2 separate regions of the Homo sapiens genome follow, and region 2 is linked to region 1. Evidence: read pairs that join two places in POLR2A ChIA-PET (ENCODE). Cell type or tissue: GM12878. All regions are shown on one strand.

Region 1 (8,000 bases):
GACAGTCATTAAATCTTAAAGCCCCAAAATAGTTACCTTTGATTCCATGTCTCGCATCCAGGGCATGCTGATGCAAGAGGTAGGCTCTCAAGGCCTTGGGCAGCTCTGCCTCTGTGGCTCTGAAGGGTACTGCCCCTGTGGCTGCTTTCATGGGTTGGCATTGAGTGCCTGAAGTTTTTCTGGGCACACAGTGCAAGCTGTTGGTGGATTTACCATTCTGGAGTCTGAAGGATGGTGGCCCTCTTCTCACAGCTCCACAAGGCAGTGCTCCAGTGGAGACTCTGTGTGGGGGCTCCAATTCCACATTTTCCCTCCACATTGCCCTAGTGGAGATTCCCCATGAGGGCTCCACCCCTGCAGAAGACTTCTGCCTGGAAATCCAGGCATTTTCATACATCCTCTGAAATCTAGGTGGAGGTTCCCAAGCCTCAACTGTTGCACTCTGCACACCCACAGGCTTAACATCATGTGGAAGGTGCCAAAGCTTCTTATGGCTTTCACCCTCTGAAGCAGAGGCCTGAAGCATATCTGAGGCCCTTTATGCCAAGGGTGGAGCTGGAGCAGCTGTGATGCAGGGTGCCATGTCCTGGGGCTGCACAGAACAGAGTGGGGGGCCCTAGGCCTGGCCCACGAAACCATTTTTCCCTCTTAGTCCTCCAGCCCTCTGTCTCTAAAATACCTTGGAGGCATTTTTATATTGTCTTGGCTATTAACATTTGGCTTATCTTTACTGCAGCAGGTTTGAATTCCTCCTCAGAAAATGGGTTTTTCTTTTTTACTATATGGCCAGGCTGCAAATTTTCCAAAGTTTTATGCTCTGCTGCTGCTTAGGAATTTCTTCTGCCAGATACCCTAAATCCTCTTTCTCAAGTTCAAAATTCAACAGATTCCCTAGAGCAGGGGCACAATGCCACCAGTCTTTTTGCTAAAGCATAGCAGAATGACATTTACTGCAGTTCTCAGTAAGTTCCTCATCTCTAAGTGAGACCTCATGAACCTGGCCATCTCTGTCCATATCACTATCAGCATTTTGGTCAAAACCATTCAACAAGTCTCTAGGAAGTTTCAAACTTTCCCTCATCTTCCTGACTTTTTCCAAAGCCCTCGAAACTCTTCCAGTCTCTGCCCATTACCCAGTTCCAAAGTCACTTCTACATTTTCAGTTATCTTTATGGGAATGCCCCATTTATCTGAAACCAATTTTCTGTATTAGTCTGTTCTCACACTGCTATAAAGAACTACCTGAGACTGGGTAATTTATGAAAAGAAGAGGTTTAATTGACTCACAGTTCCACAGGCTGTAGAGGAGGCATTGCTGGGGAGGCTTAGGAAGCTTACAATCATGGCAGAAGGGCTAAGGTGAAGCAAGCACATCTTCACATGGTGGCAGGAGAGAGAAAGAGAGAGAGAGAAGGGGAAGGTGCCACACACTTTTAGACAACCAGATCTTGAGAGAACTCCATCGTGAGAAACCACTAGGGAGATGGTGCTAAGCCATTAGAGACCAATTCCCCCATAATCCAGTCACCTCCTACCAGGCCCCACCTCCAACACTAGGGATTACAATTCAACATGAGATTTGGGTGGGGCCAAAGAGCCAAACCATTATCACTGATTGATTAATAAATTATTGAATTGATGTCTTTTAATTGATTCTTTAGTTTTATCAAAGTTTTATATGTACAAAGTTTAACAAGTCAAATGGTTTCAGGCCAAGCATAGTGGCTCAGCCTGTAATCCCAGCACTTTGGGAGGCCAAGGCAGGTGGATCATCTGAGTCAGGAGTTTGAGACTAGCCTGGACAACATAGTGAAACCCTGTCTCTACTAAAAGTACAAAAATTAGCCAGATGTGGTGGCGTGCGCCTGTAGTCCCAGCTACTTGGGAAGCTGAGGCAAGAGAACGGCTTGAACCTGATAGGCAGGGTTGCAGTGAGCCGAGACATGCCACTGCACTCTGGCCTGGGCAGCAGAGTGAGACTTTGTCTCAAAACAAAACAAAACAAAACAAAAAAATGGTTTCATAAGGTTTCGTCTTTTTTTTTTTTTTTAGACAGTCTCACTGCGTAACTCAGGCTGGAGTGCAGTGGTATGATCATGGTTCACTGCAGCCTGTATTGCCCAGGCTCAAGTGATCCTCCCACTTCAGTCTCCCAAGTAGCTAGGACTATAGGTATACACCGCCATGCTGGCTAATTTTTGTATTTTTTGTAGAGATGAGGTCATTATATTGCCCAGGCTACTCTTGAGCTCTTAGGCTCAAGCATTCCATTCACTTCAGCCTCCCAAAGTGCTGGGATTGCAGATGAAAGCCTCTGCGCCTAACCAAGGTTTCTATTGAAAACCAGCAGACCTCTACATGCCCTTTTCCATCCAATTTCCTCTCCATGGAGGCAATTACTTTTGTTTCTTATAGCTGTTGCTTCTGGAGTTTGCCCCCATATTTCTAAATTATATGCTTATATCACTATTTTTCATATTCTCATCCATTAAATGGGTTTTTAAACTTCATAAGGTTAGTGTGAGCATTAAAAGGAATTAATTCAGTCTGGGTGCGGTGGCTCATGCCTGTAATCCCAGCACTTTGGGAGGCCGAGGCGGGTGGATCACCTGAGGTCAGGAGTTTGAGACCAGCCTGGCCAACATGGTGAATCCCTGTCTCTACTAAAAATACAAAAATTAACTGGGCATGGTGGTGCATACCTGTAATCTCAGCTACTCAGGAGGCTGAGGCAGAGAATTGCTTGAACCTGGGAGGCAGAAGTTGCAGCGAGCTGAGATTGGACCACTTCACTCCAGCCTGGGTGACAGAGCGAGACTGTGCCTCAAATAAATAAATAAATAAATAAATAAATAAATAAATAAAACAAAAGGAATTAATGCATTAAAAATAAGCACTTTTAACAGTGCCTGGCACTACTGTTGTTATATTGACTTTTCAGTTTTTGTTATTATCTCTTGTCTTTTTATTATAAAATAATTATGATTCAGTTTTGTTACACCATTTACACATCTTTCCCTGAACACCTCCTCCTGTCATCTGACAATATATCTCTATCATAAATTAAGATTAATATTTAGTGTTTACATAACTATGATTTTAAAAATATCTATAGCTGAGCCACATAAAACATTATTATATTTTCTTTCTTTTTCAATTATTTGTTTTCACTGGAGGTTATCATCTCATTTTTTTCTTTTTTGCTTAGTTTTCTATGTACGACAATCCCCCTTATCCATGGTTTCACTTTCTGTGGCTTCAGTTACTACATATTCAACCCCAAAAATATTAAGTGGAAAATTTAAGAAATAAAAAGTTTAGGCCGGGCGTGGTGGCTCACGCACCCTTGAGATCCCAACACTTTGGGAAGCTGAGGCGGGTGGATCCCTTGAGGTCAGGAGTTCGAGACCAGCCTGATCAACTTGGTGAAACCCCGTTTCAACTAAAAATACAAAAATTAGCCAGGCGTGGTGGCGCATCCCTATAGTCCCAGGAGGCTGAGACAGGAGAATAGCTCGAACCTAGGAGGCAGAGGTTGCAGTGAGTCAAGATCACGCCACTGCACTCCAACCTGGGCGACAGAGCAAGACTCTGTCTCAAAAAAAAAAAAAAAAAAAAAAAGAATTATCCACAAGGTCTGTGCTCCCTGCCCATTGGTTGCTTAGTAGCCATCTTGGTTATCAGATCAACTGTTGCAGTTATCGCTGTGCTTGTGTTCAAGTAACGCTTATTTTACTTAATAATGGCCCCAAGAGTACTGTGCCTAATTAAATTTTATCACAGGTCTGTACATATAGGAAGAAACATAGTATATGTAGGGTTCAGACTATCTGTGGCTTCAGGCATCCACTGGGGGTCTTGGAACATATCCCCACGGATAGGAGGAGACTCCTTACCTCTACTGAAATCATCCCAAACCCTGCTTCAGAAATGGAAATCTCCTCTCCATATGTTCTGCCAGCGTAAACCCTTTTTTGGAAGATATCCTTCCTGGAGCTCTCTCTCCCCTTGCTGCAGTCTGGACTGGCTGCTCTCAAAATCTGCCACCCAGCTGTCACCCTGGGATTTCCTTTTCTTAACCTCAAAATTCCTTTCAGTTCTCCTCTGTATTGGATCCTCTTTTTTTTTTTTGGTCCCATGACATCCTGTTTCTCATTTTACACTTTCATTTTGGGTGAACACATCCTCCTGCAGCTTCCAGATCATGAATATCTATACAATTCTTTCAACCTCATACATGATTGATATTGGACTAGGTTTAGAATTCTAAATTGAAGATATTTTTTCCTTAGAAATTTAAAGATGTTGCTCTCCTAGCTTCCAGTGCAGCTATTGGGAAGTCTGATATTTTACCTGTTTAATGAGGCATACTATTTCCTTTCTGAATGTATTTAGAATCTTCTTTTTGTCCTTGGAATTCCAGCGTTTTATAATGATGTGTCTTGGTATGGGACTTTCTAAACCCCTTATGTAGGAGACCCTGTGATGCCTCTCAATATGAAAACTCATGTCCTTCAGCTCTGAAGAATTTCCTTTTTTTTTTTTTGGACACAGAGCCTTGCTCTGTCACCCAGGCTGGAGTGCAGTGGTGCGATCTCAGCTCACTGCAACCTCCGCCTCTTGGGTTCAAGTGATTCTCCTGTCTCGGCCTTCTGAGTAGCTAGAATTATAGGCATGCCACATCATGCCCAGCTGATTTTTGCATTTTTAGTAGAGGCGGGGTTTCACCATGTTGGCAAGGCTGGTCTCAAACTCCTGACTTCAGGTGATCTACCCGCCTTGGCCTCCCAAAGTGTGGGATTACAGGCATGAGCCACCATGCCTGGCCTGAAGAATTTTCTTGAATTATTTTTTGAATAGTTGCAACCCTTCTATTTTCTCTGTTCTCTCTTTCTGGAACTCCCATTTTATTTGAATATTATAGTTCTTCATCAGGTCTTTAATTTTTTCCTATATTTTCCATCTCCGAAATATTTTTTTACCTTCTCAAACTCTGAAAGAGTTTGTGTAAAATTGGTGTTATTTCTTATGGGTTTTGTGTGTGTGTGTGTGTGTGTGTGTGTATTTTCCATCTCTGAAATTTTTTTTTACTTTCCCAAACTTTATCTTCTGACATTTCTACTTCATGTAACTTTCTAATTTCCTTCATTTTTTTCCTCTGGACACATCAATTATAGCTTTTTGAAATTTTCTTCTGCTTTTTAAAAATTATTTCTGCTTCTACTGAGCTCTTATAAAAATCTTATTTGTTTTTATCTCAGTTTTTCTATTAGAAAATTTCTCAGATGTTTGGTCTTCCTTGACTCTTTTCTCATATTTAAAAGTGAAGCACTAAAAAGCTGATTGTAAGTTGTGTAGTGTGTGTGTACATGCATGTGTATATGTGTGTGCATATGTGTGTATGTGTGTGCATGCACATACATGGTGGTGTTGAGAGCTGGAGGGAGCTCGCCAATGGATGAACTTTTCTGTACAGTGATCTTGCTGGGCTGTTTCATTGGGAAAGTCCCATTTTGTAGTTTCTTTTGGTCTTTTCTCTTAATCTAGACAGTTTCCTCAAATCTTTTTGATTTGAGAATTATAAACCTGACTGCCATCATTCTGAGACTGGAGTGGAGGGAAAGGGATGAGCCCCACAGGGTGTAGAACTCCAGCTGATCCCCAGTTTTCTATATGGTGCCCTGCCGTGATGTCACTGAGGCTGGAGTCTCTCTGGCTAACCCTCTTTGGAGGGTCAATTCTGGACTTCTGAGATGGGAGATAGCGGTTGGCAGATCTGGAGGCATCTGTGCATCTCTGTTTGTACAGGCTTGTAACCAGTCTTCTGTTCTCAGCCTCAATTGCACCCTGGGCCACCAACTCCTGAGCCACAACTTTCTGAGGTTCTGTGTCTCAAATCATCCCGCTTCAGGCTGCCCCCAATTGGTTCTAGCTTCCTTTGGTCAGCTAAGCTGGTAATCACTTGTTCCGTATGCTCTCCAGCTTCCAAAATATTTCTTTTTCCTTTCTACTTTCTTTTTCTCTTTGTCCTTGTTAGTTAATATCTTTTTTTTTAAGCCACTCTCCGTTATTTTGGTGGGACTGGTGAAGCTGGGGGCAAAACTGTAAATGATGTTTTTATTCTTTTATTTATTTTGATTTAGTATTATTATTTTATTTTTCATTCGGAGTCTTGCTCTGTTACCCAGGCTGGAGTGCAGTGGTGCCATCTTGGCTCACTGCAGCCTCCACCTACGGGTTCAAGCAATTCTTGTGCTTCAGGCTCCTCAGTAGCTGGGATTACAGGCATGCACCACCATGCCTGGATAATTTTTGTATTTTTAGTGGAGATAGGGTTTCACTGTGTTGTCCAGTCTGGTCTTGAACTCCTGACCTCAAGTGATCTGCCCACCTCAGCCTCCCAAATTGCTGGGATTACAGGTGTGAGCCACTGTGCCCAGCCTGATGTTTTTAATTTACCAAATTTAATGGGTCTTTTTAGTGATGGAATTCAAATAATGTAATGATGAAATATAAACTGAGCTGCATTAATTTAATTCTAATTAGATCCAGGTGACAGAGCGCACGCCTGTAGTCCAGCTACTTAGAAGGCTGAGGCAGGAGGGTTGCTTGAGCCCAGGAATTCAAGGCTGCCATGTGCTTGATCACTGCTGTGAATATCTACTGCACTTCAGCCTGGACAGCATAGCAAGAACCTGTTTCTAAGATAAATAAATAAATCTAGCTGGACACAGTCTTAACTTTACATTTTTCTTGGGATGCAAAATTTGGTTGTTGTTATAGGATTGTATATTCCCATAAGTGTTCTATTTGTGTCAAGTATTTAGAATAAAAAAAAGGAAAGCTAAAAATCAATAAGCCTGAAGGAATTAGAAGACAAACAGAAAATTTTACTTAAAGAAAGTATAATAGAAGGAAGGACATAACAAAGATTTCTTTTAAAAAGCCAAATGAACTAGATGACACTGTACAATTCAGCAAAGTGAAAAGTAAAGCCTTCATGAGGATGATCATGAACAAAACAGAGAAGGCTTACATCACCAATGCTGGAAACGGAAAAGGAAACATCTCACCTTAGATGCTGAGATGGGAGGATTGCTTGAGCCCTGGAGGTCAAGGCTGCAGTGAGCTGTGATTGCACCACTGCACTCCAGCCTGCACAACAGAGTGAGACCCTGTAGTTGAAACCATGATGCTTTTTTTTTTTTCCAGCATAGGTGTTTCTCTAAAGAGCAAGGTCTGCTTCTGGAGACAGACAAACAGTTCTGGGTTCAATATCCATGTTGAAAACTCACCTGAGTCACTTTGGTCAGACACAGCTCTTGGTTCCTTCTATAATCTCAGAATAGATTTGAAACGACTCCCTTCCTCACAATTATGCTTCCAGGTTATAATTCTGCTACATTTATTTATGTAGTTGCTTGTTTATTTAGCAAACATTTATTAGCAAGCAAGTCCAGAGCCATTTCTGCAGCTGGTTCTTTAAGGCTAAAAGAAGCCCCAACTCTCTGTCACTTTAGGTGCTTCATCTACCACATTGCATGACAAGGTCATCCAAAGCAGACATGCTGAACCTTTAGAGACAGGATTCTGTTACCTTGACAGCTGGCATTGGATGGAGAGTGAGCTGTGATCCTCTGAGTCATGGCTTTACATGGAACCAGTTAGGGCTTTAGCCCAGAGCTATAGCTCAACAGTGAAGACTACAGGGGTCAAAGGTCATTATATTCTATTTGTGGAATTGTGCGAGTATCTGTAAAATACTTTAGCCAAGCCACATATTTTAAACACCTTTAACGCCCAAATTAGAGCCTATTTCTAAAATCCATCATGCTATTTGACAAGTCATTAGGATCAGAAATAAAAACCTGTGCCTGACATTCCCTATGCTGATTGGCAACACAGTAGCTGTTGGTCAAGATACAAATAACTGAAGCATGTATAGCAGCTGCTGCTTGGGCACAGACTTCCTGGATCGATTGCCCCATGACCACCTGGGT
Region 2 (8,000 bases), 140 kb before region 1:
CATAAGTAGCTGCCTATCTCCATTCTTTGTATTAAGTGAGAGAAAAAAAATCACTATTTTGTGAACTACTATATGTTGGATTTTAGTTACTTTGACTCAAAAGCATTCCTAACTGATTCAAATGCCACCCATCAGTGTAGAGTACTGGTTGAGACTGAGTTATGGAAGTTAAATTGCTTGGGTTTGACTCCAGGCTCTACTGTTTTGGACAACAAGTTACTCAAATTGTTTTAAGCCTTCATTTCCTCATTATAAAATGCAAACAATAGTGGCATAAGAGCCATAAGTATAGGAACCAATAACCTCACCGGTTCGTGAAGATCAAAAGAAATAATTCATATAATGTTGCGAGCATAGTGCCTGGCATATAAGAAGTACTCCAAAAGTGTGAGCTAGAAATAATAAGAAGAAACTATGCTTTTAAGACTAAGAAGCAAAAAGCTTTGAAAGTTAGCTGTCATTTTTTTTTTCTTTCTGTCTGGAAACAATGAGAAGCTTGTTAACATGAATGGAAATATTCATGACTCATCACTGCCTGCTTTCATTTTTGGTGTCTACATTGATTTACTTCACTTCAGCAATGGAATCCAGTAGCAATTTTACACCATTATGAAGACAGATGGAAATCAGTGATTAATATCATTCTTTCACAGGACAAATCACTACCTATGATTAGGAAGAGTTAATACAATTAGAGGTGACAGCTTCTGACTCAAATTTATAATATTTATTATGTTCTGACAGCTGGTAATTGACTAGCAAATGGAAATAAATGTTAAATGAGTCTAGAACTTTTTGCTGTATAATAAGTGACTACTTCAATTGCTTTATTAATAAAGTCCTTTGACATTGAGCTGTGACTTCTTGATCAGCTATAAATATGTTATCAAATGGTAAATATTCAAATGATTAAATACACATATTTAATATAAAAAATGTTAAGCATGAATTATAAATATATCTCATCATGAATATGGTCTCCACTTTAAATGGACTTAATGTCACACAATTAGGAGATGCTACAACAGGCAGCATGGAGCTGCTCAGATTGCCTATTACCAATAGAGGGATTTAAAGACGTTTTTCTCACCCTTCCCCCATAACTCCCACCTCCTTCCATAGACAACTTCACATCCTAATACATAGAGGAAAAAAAGCCATCAGATGAGAACTCTCTCAGCTTCCTGCCTGCTCCCCATAACTCTTATAACAGCAAATTAGATTTGGCTTAATCAAAAGGGATATTCAAAACTCAACTGGAAATCATTTAAACATCTAAACCTTTGTGTGGTACTAAGAAAGAATGTAGGATTCCATCAAGTTCACAGTTCTTTTTTCTTTTTAGGAGACAGAGTCTCGCTCTGTTGCCCAAGCTGGAGTGTGTGGTATGATAATAGCTCACTACATCCTCCAACTCCTGGGCTTAAGTGATCTTCCTGCCTCAGCCTCCCAAGTAGCTGAGATTACAGGCATGCACCACCACACTTAGGTAATTTTTAAAAATTATTTTTTGTAGAGACAGGATCTCACTATGTTGCCCAGGCTGGTCTTGATCTCATGGCCTCAAGTGATCCTTCTATCTTGGTCTCTCGAAGTGCTAGGATTACGGGTGACTGCACCTGGCCCAAGTTCAACGTTCTTTAAATAGGAAAGACATTTTCATATCTAGTATCCCATTTAAAGGTCTTTATCATTAAATAGAAAATGCATTTATTTTAAGCTATCAAGTTTAAAGGTATTATTAGATAGAAAAAAGTAAAATCCCAGAACTCCATCAAATTCAAAGGCCTTTATCATTTAGATGGAAAACATATGTACTTATCTTAAAGCTGAAGGAGCAACTTGGTTCTTCTATTTCCTTGAGCAGATCAAGAATCAGGTGCTGCGTATAACTTGTATCCAGGGATGTGGGCAATGAAACCTGTGAGTTTTGTAACTCATAGGGTGATCAACACTTTTTAATTTTTGTAACTCATGACATAGCTACGCTAAAAAGGGGGTCAGTATGACAGCTGGGAGGATGAAAATTGCTCTGGAGTCTGAAACTCTTGTCAAAATATCTGATTGAAAATGGCCTCAGTTATTTCCAGCTAATTTTCTTCCTTGGTAAGTATGCATCATTCAACTTTGGGAAGATTTAAAAATTAAACATAGAAAGGTTGAAAGCATGGAAGATACGCTATTCATATTTTTGGGCATATTTGTTCTTTTCTGTACTACTAATGTTGAAGGAATCTGACCTATTAGAGTGACAGTTTTTGAAAATCAATCAAAAATGAATAATTGAATTATTAGACTTCTGATTTTAAGCTGAAATCATCCCAAGTTTCCGCACATTATTAAGAGTCTTTAAGTCAACTCTGTAAATTTATTTTAGTAGCTTTATAACAATTATTAAGTACTTAGCAAGGTTTTGTATAAGTAGATAATTCAGGTACTTTAAAAGGAAGTAGAATATATTATAAATGCAGTTTAAAGTATTTAAACGTGTGTAACTTGGTAAAAAGGACCAAATCAAACATTAACCAAAAGTACCTTGAAAGTGACTGTTTGATTTTGCTGGACTTCTAAACAGTGAGATTTGTGAGATTCACGTGAAGCCTAAGGATTGGGTTTTTCAGTTTGTCATCTTCATAGATGGAACACGAATTGTTTAAACCCAATTAAACATTTGAGTAGTTCTTTTTATGCACAAAATATACACAGGCCTACACCAAAAACCCATCTAAACACAAATTAAGTACACTACCCTGCGATTCACAATTACTTCCTCCCTCTCATTATTATGGAAATGCACCTTCCTCTTAGGTACCATAGCACCTCCACCTACACATCTCCCGATCTGGTTAGGTTGGTTTTACTCTCTCCTAGCTTTTCGGCCTTTTTCTATGCAAGCTGCTTCCCTGTACAGGCTACATTCCTTTTTTTTTTTTTTTTTTGAGACGGAGTCTCGCTCTGTCTCCCAGGCTGGAGTGCAGTGGTGTGATTTTGGTTCACTGCAGCCTCCACCTCCTGGGCTCAAGCGATTCTCCTGCCTCAGCCTTCTGAGTAGCTGGGATTACAGGCACCCACCACCATGCCCGGCTAATTTTTGTATTTTTAGTGGAGACAGGGTTTCACCTTGTTGGCCAGGCTGGTCTTGAACTCCTGACCTCAGGTGATCTGCCCGCCTCGGCCTCCCAAAGTGCTGGAATTACAGGTGTGAGCCACTGTGCCCGGCCCAGGCTACATTTCTATACATGCTTTCTATATAGGTTACATTTAATCATGCACATGATTCCTCTATCTTAAAGCCAACAAATGAAAATCACGACATGAACAAAATGTGTCTTTCAAACTTATCTGGTGTCTGCTCCACATCTTTCTTCTTTGTCTCTTAAAAAAGGTGCTTATAGTGGCCGGGCACCATAGCTCACACCTGTAAACCCAGCACTTTGGGAGGCCAAGGTGGGCAAATCACCTGAGGTCAGGAGTTTGAGACCAGCCTGGCCAAAAAGGTGAAACCCCGTCTCTACTAAAAATACAAAAATTAGCCGGGTGTGGTGGCGCATGCTGTAATCCCGGCTACTCGGGAGGCTGAGGCAGGAGAATCGCTTAAACCCAGGAGGCGGAGGTTGCAGTGAGCTGAGATCGTGCCACTGCACTCCAGCCTGGGAGGCAGAGTGAGACTCTGTCTCAAAAAAAAAAAAAAAAAGGTGCTTATCTTCTGTATTCACCTCCCTTGTCCATCCTCCCTCCACAGCAAGACTCCTGTGCCACTACTTCATGAAATCGTTCTCATCAAGGTCAAGTGGCTTCCTGTTGTCAAAGCCACGGACTCATTTTAGTCTTTTTATTACTTACTTGACCTCTCGGTAGCATCCAAAGCTCACCCACTTTTACATCTGCCTTAGAGTGTTCTATTCTGATGGCCTATCTTCTGACTCTCACTTTTTTTCCTTTTTACCATCTTTTAGTATGATTTCAGTTATTTACATTAGAATGCTTCTACATGCATATTGTGACATTATGGGTGCTTCTCAAATTAACCTACAATCCAAGTGCTGTCAGCATTCCAATAAAATATGCACAGTCCAGGGTGGTCAGCCAGCATTCTAATCAGGAAAGCCATACTCTGGAGGCAGCTATTTATAGAGGTTCTATTATCTGTATCTGGTAACATCTGATGCTTTACCAATTACCACACCTAACTGCAAAAATGGGTTTTAATTGGTACACATGGTGGACTATTTACTAGCATTCTCAATATCTGAAAGGGGTTCTAGATGGTAAAAATAAAGGTATTCAAGGAGCTGGCTTCGGTGGCACACTCCTATAATCTCAGCACTTTGGGAGGCCGAGGCAGGAGGATCACTTGAGGCCAGGAGTTCAAGACCAGCCTGGGCAACATGGCAAGATCTGGTCTCTACAGAAAAATTAAAAAATTAGCCAGGCGTGGTGGCATGCACATGTAGTCCTATCTATTTGGTAAGGTGAAGCAAGAGGATCACTTGAATGCAAGAGTTCAAGACTGCAGTGAGCTATGATCTTGCTACTTCACTCCAGCCTGGGCAACAGAGAGAGAGAGAGACTATTTTTTTAAAACAGGACGGGGCCGGGCTTTGTGGCTCATGTCTGTAATTCCAGCACTTTGGGAGGTCGTGATGGGTGGATCACCTGAGGTCAGGAGTTCAAGACCAGCCTGGCTAACATGGTGAAACCTGGTCTCTACTTAAAATACAAAAATTAGCTTGGCATGGTGGCAGATGCCGGTAGTCCCAGCTACTCTGGAGGCTGAGGCAAGAGAATCACTTGAATCTGGGAGGCAGAGGTTGCAGTGAGCCGAGATCATGCCACTGCACTCCAGCCTGGCGATAGAGGGAGACCCTATCTCAAATAAATAAATAAATATAAATAAAAATTTTTAAAAGTATTCAAGATGTGTAAATAGTTAAGTATATTTTCTGCTCCTCCCAGTTTTATATGAATAGGGTGTTACAAAGGATTTTGCCCTGTGTAAATGGTCTTCCATCCATCTTTCAACTCTGGGGAATTCTGGTGACTTGATGCCAGCTATCAGGGAAGAAACCTTAGCTCTGAAATCCAGACAGTTGCCTTGAGTAAACCTTTCATTCAAGATGGTGATCAAAGCACCTAAACAATGGGATGTTCTCAAGCCTACATGAGAAAGAGTTCTCATACACCATTTTCAACTCTCTTGTTAATTACCGTTTCATTTAAAAATGTCAGTGTGGTACAATGTGATCTGAAACTTGATTTCGCTTATAGAATGTGGTAGTGGTGAGATTGTACTATAAATTCTTTGCTAGCTACCATAATCTATTTAAAAAGCAAAACAAAACCCTAAGAGCTGTGCCCAACCAAACTGGCTTAGAGACAGAAACCTTCCAGGGCTGAGGGCTTGGCCTCTGTTGTTATTTATATGTTAACACCTGAGCCATCTTACCCACTTCCATTACTGAAATAACCACATAGGTGCTGATAGCCTCTGAATCACCTATCTCTCCAGACCATTTTAACCAACTGTCCACAAAGTATCTTCACTTGGATGTTGCATGGCATATTTAATACTGAACTCAGGCCGGTGCGGTGGCTTGCGCCTATAATCCCAGCACTTTGGGAGGCTGAGGTGAGAGAAGAGCTTGAGTCTAGGAGTTTCAGACCTGCCTGGGCAACACAGGGAGACCCCGTCTCTACCAAAAACCAAAAACCAACTGAACTCACCATCTTCTCAATTATTCCCCGTACCCCAACTAGCTCTTGCTGTGTCCTAGTGTTAGTGGTTCCCAAACTCTAGTCCACAGACTGACTGTAAGAGTGTCACCTGGGGGAATTCATTAAAAATAGAGTCTCAGCTTCCACTATGATCTTGTGCCTAAGAATCTCTTAGGGTAGAGCCCAGGAATCTGAATTTTTAACAGGCTCCCCACATGATTCCAATACACCTCCAGATCTGGGAAGCACTGCTCTCTATGGCAGAATGGCACCTCCATCCACCTGGTTGTCCAAGCCAAAACTGGGTGTCACCGTTCAGGGAACACAGAATAAGGAACGTAGGCAGTAGGGAACTCTGTCCTTTTAGAGCAGGCCAAAAAGGGAAAATACTCAAACAGAACCGGAGAAAACTCTGCTCATCCGGTTTAGGAGGCTAAATGCTGTCATGTCTCAGCCTGTGTCCCCTACTCCTTGTCTCTCTTGACCATAACTTTATGGCATTTAAACATTCTGCTTCTCCTTTTTTAGGGAGAGAACTATCCATGGTGGTCCACACTCCCATGTTTTCCCATGAGAGTACTCAACAGTGTTAACATTGGGATTCTTGACCTTCTCCATAATCGGCCTTATGCGTTGGTGTTGAGCAGTAGGGATGACATTTTAAAAATTCTGGGTAACCTTTCTTGGTGTTAAGAATTCAGAGAAATTTAATCTAGATTGGGTCTTTTAAGGGTTGACTGGCTAGTATATAATAAGGTCCCATAAGAGCTCTGGGAACAAATGTTACTCCCAACCAGTACTCAAGACAAACATCTTTGAATTGAGGCTGAAGACTTCTCTGATTCTTTAAGACGAATTTAAATGCTCTGTCTAAAGCCTCCCTTGTGCCTGTCCTATCTAGTACTAGAGGACATGTAATCATTGCTCTCATACAACAATGTTTCCCCCAACTAGACTGTAGGCATCCTGAAGATAGTTACACCACCCAGATTTCTGGGCATAATGCATTGTGTCATGATGCTGGCAGAGGCCTTAGAGAATCCGGTCCAACCTCCAATGCTGAGGACCATTTCTCACGGAGGTTGTAGAGTGGGTTCCTACAGGAGAAGGCTCAATTCAATGGCTTCTGAGTCTGTATGTCAGAAAGGACAAGAAAGCAAAGAAGCCCTAAAGATAGAGATAGTTTATCCGAGTGCATAAATGGTGTGGTCCTTAAAAACAGAGGTGCCAGCCAGAAAGGTGGCCTCCTCCTTGACTCTGGCCACCTGCTAGTCGCAACACCCCATCTGCCAAGTTATGGTGGCCTTGCTGCCTGAGGCAAATGTGAGCCTAATGATGTGGATTTTAAGGGGATCCAGATCCAGGTACTTACAAATATATATGCATACACATACACACCACACACACATTTATGCGCATTATCACAAAATCTAATGTGCCTTAGAAGTACGTCCTCAAAGTCTATTCTGCCCGTTTTCTTTTTTTAGTAAAGCAAGCATTCCTCACAGAAACTTTTTTTTTTGAGATGGAGTTTCACTCTTGTTGCCCAGGCTGGAGTGCAATGGTGCAATCTCGGCTCACCGCAACCTCCGCCTCCCGGGTTCAAGTGATTCTCCTGCCTCAGCCTCTCGAGTAGCTGGGATTACAGGCATGCACTACCATGCCCAGCTAATTTTGTATTTTTAGCAGAGACGGGGTTTCTCCATATTGGTCAGGCTGGTCTCGAACTCCTGACCTCAGGTGATCCGGTCCCCTCGGCCTCCCAAAGTGCTGGGATTACAGGTGTGAGCCACTGCACCTGGTCAGAAACTTTTTTTTTTTTTTTTTTTTTTTGAGACGGAGTCTCGCTCTGTCGCCCAGGCCGGACTGCGGACTGCAGTGGTGCAATCTCGGCTCACTGCAAGCTCCGCTTCCCGGGTTCACGCCATTCTCCTGCCTCAGCCTCCCGAGTAGCTGGGACTACAGGCGCCCACCACCGCGCCCGGCTAATTTTTTGTATTTTTAGTAGAGACGGGGTTTCACCTTGTTAGCCAGGATGGTCTCGATCTCCTGACCTCATGATCCACCCGCCTCGGCCTCCCAAAGTGCTGGGATTACAGGCGTGAGCCACCGCGCCCGGCCCTGGTCAGAAACTTTTTTAAAGGGCTGATGAGAATTTATCAGGTGTAGATGTACATGGGGTCAAATAGGCTTTTGCACTTGGCTATTTTCCTGCAGAACCTGCCATTCCTCAGGGGCAGCCTGTGTTCAATCCAAACAACCACCTTGTAATGAACTTTAGATTC

The links. Peaks named below come from ENCODE experiments on the same cell type or tissue, not always from the same donor. Only the 100,000 strongest peaks of a DNase experiment are listed, where the experiment ranks them.
Region 2: POLR2A ChIA-PET joins it to region 1 with 7 read pairs; 2 of 35 experiments call an interaction of 5 or more read pairs at or near these places.

The regions. Positions count from the first base shown.
Region 1 is chr4:38,740,164-38,748,163 of GRCh38, reverse strand. LOC105374413 (a long non-coding RNA gene) reads right to left here and starts at 4,042. Exons shown (of 6, transcript XR_925231.2): 1 at 3,897-4,042; 2 at 2,703-2,823. In GM12878, no CTCF peak of the experiment used is centred here; no DNase peak of the experiment used is centred here; H3K4me3 peaks cover 411 bases.
Region 2 is chr4:38,881,867-38,889,866 of GRCh38, reverse strand. All of the region lies in intron 3 of FAM114A1 (family with sequence similarity 114 member A1), which reads right to left. Among named protein-coding and RNA genes, the nearest start is that of MIR574, 18 kb to the right of the region's middle. RefSeq lists an enhancer at 4,984-5,153. In GM12878, no CTCF peak of the experiment used is centred here; a DNase peak (open chromatin) is centred at 526; H3K27ac peaks cover 532 bases.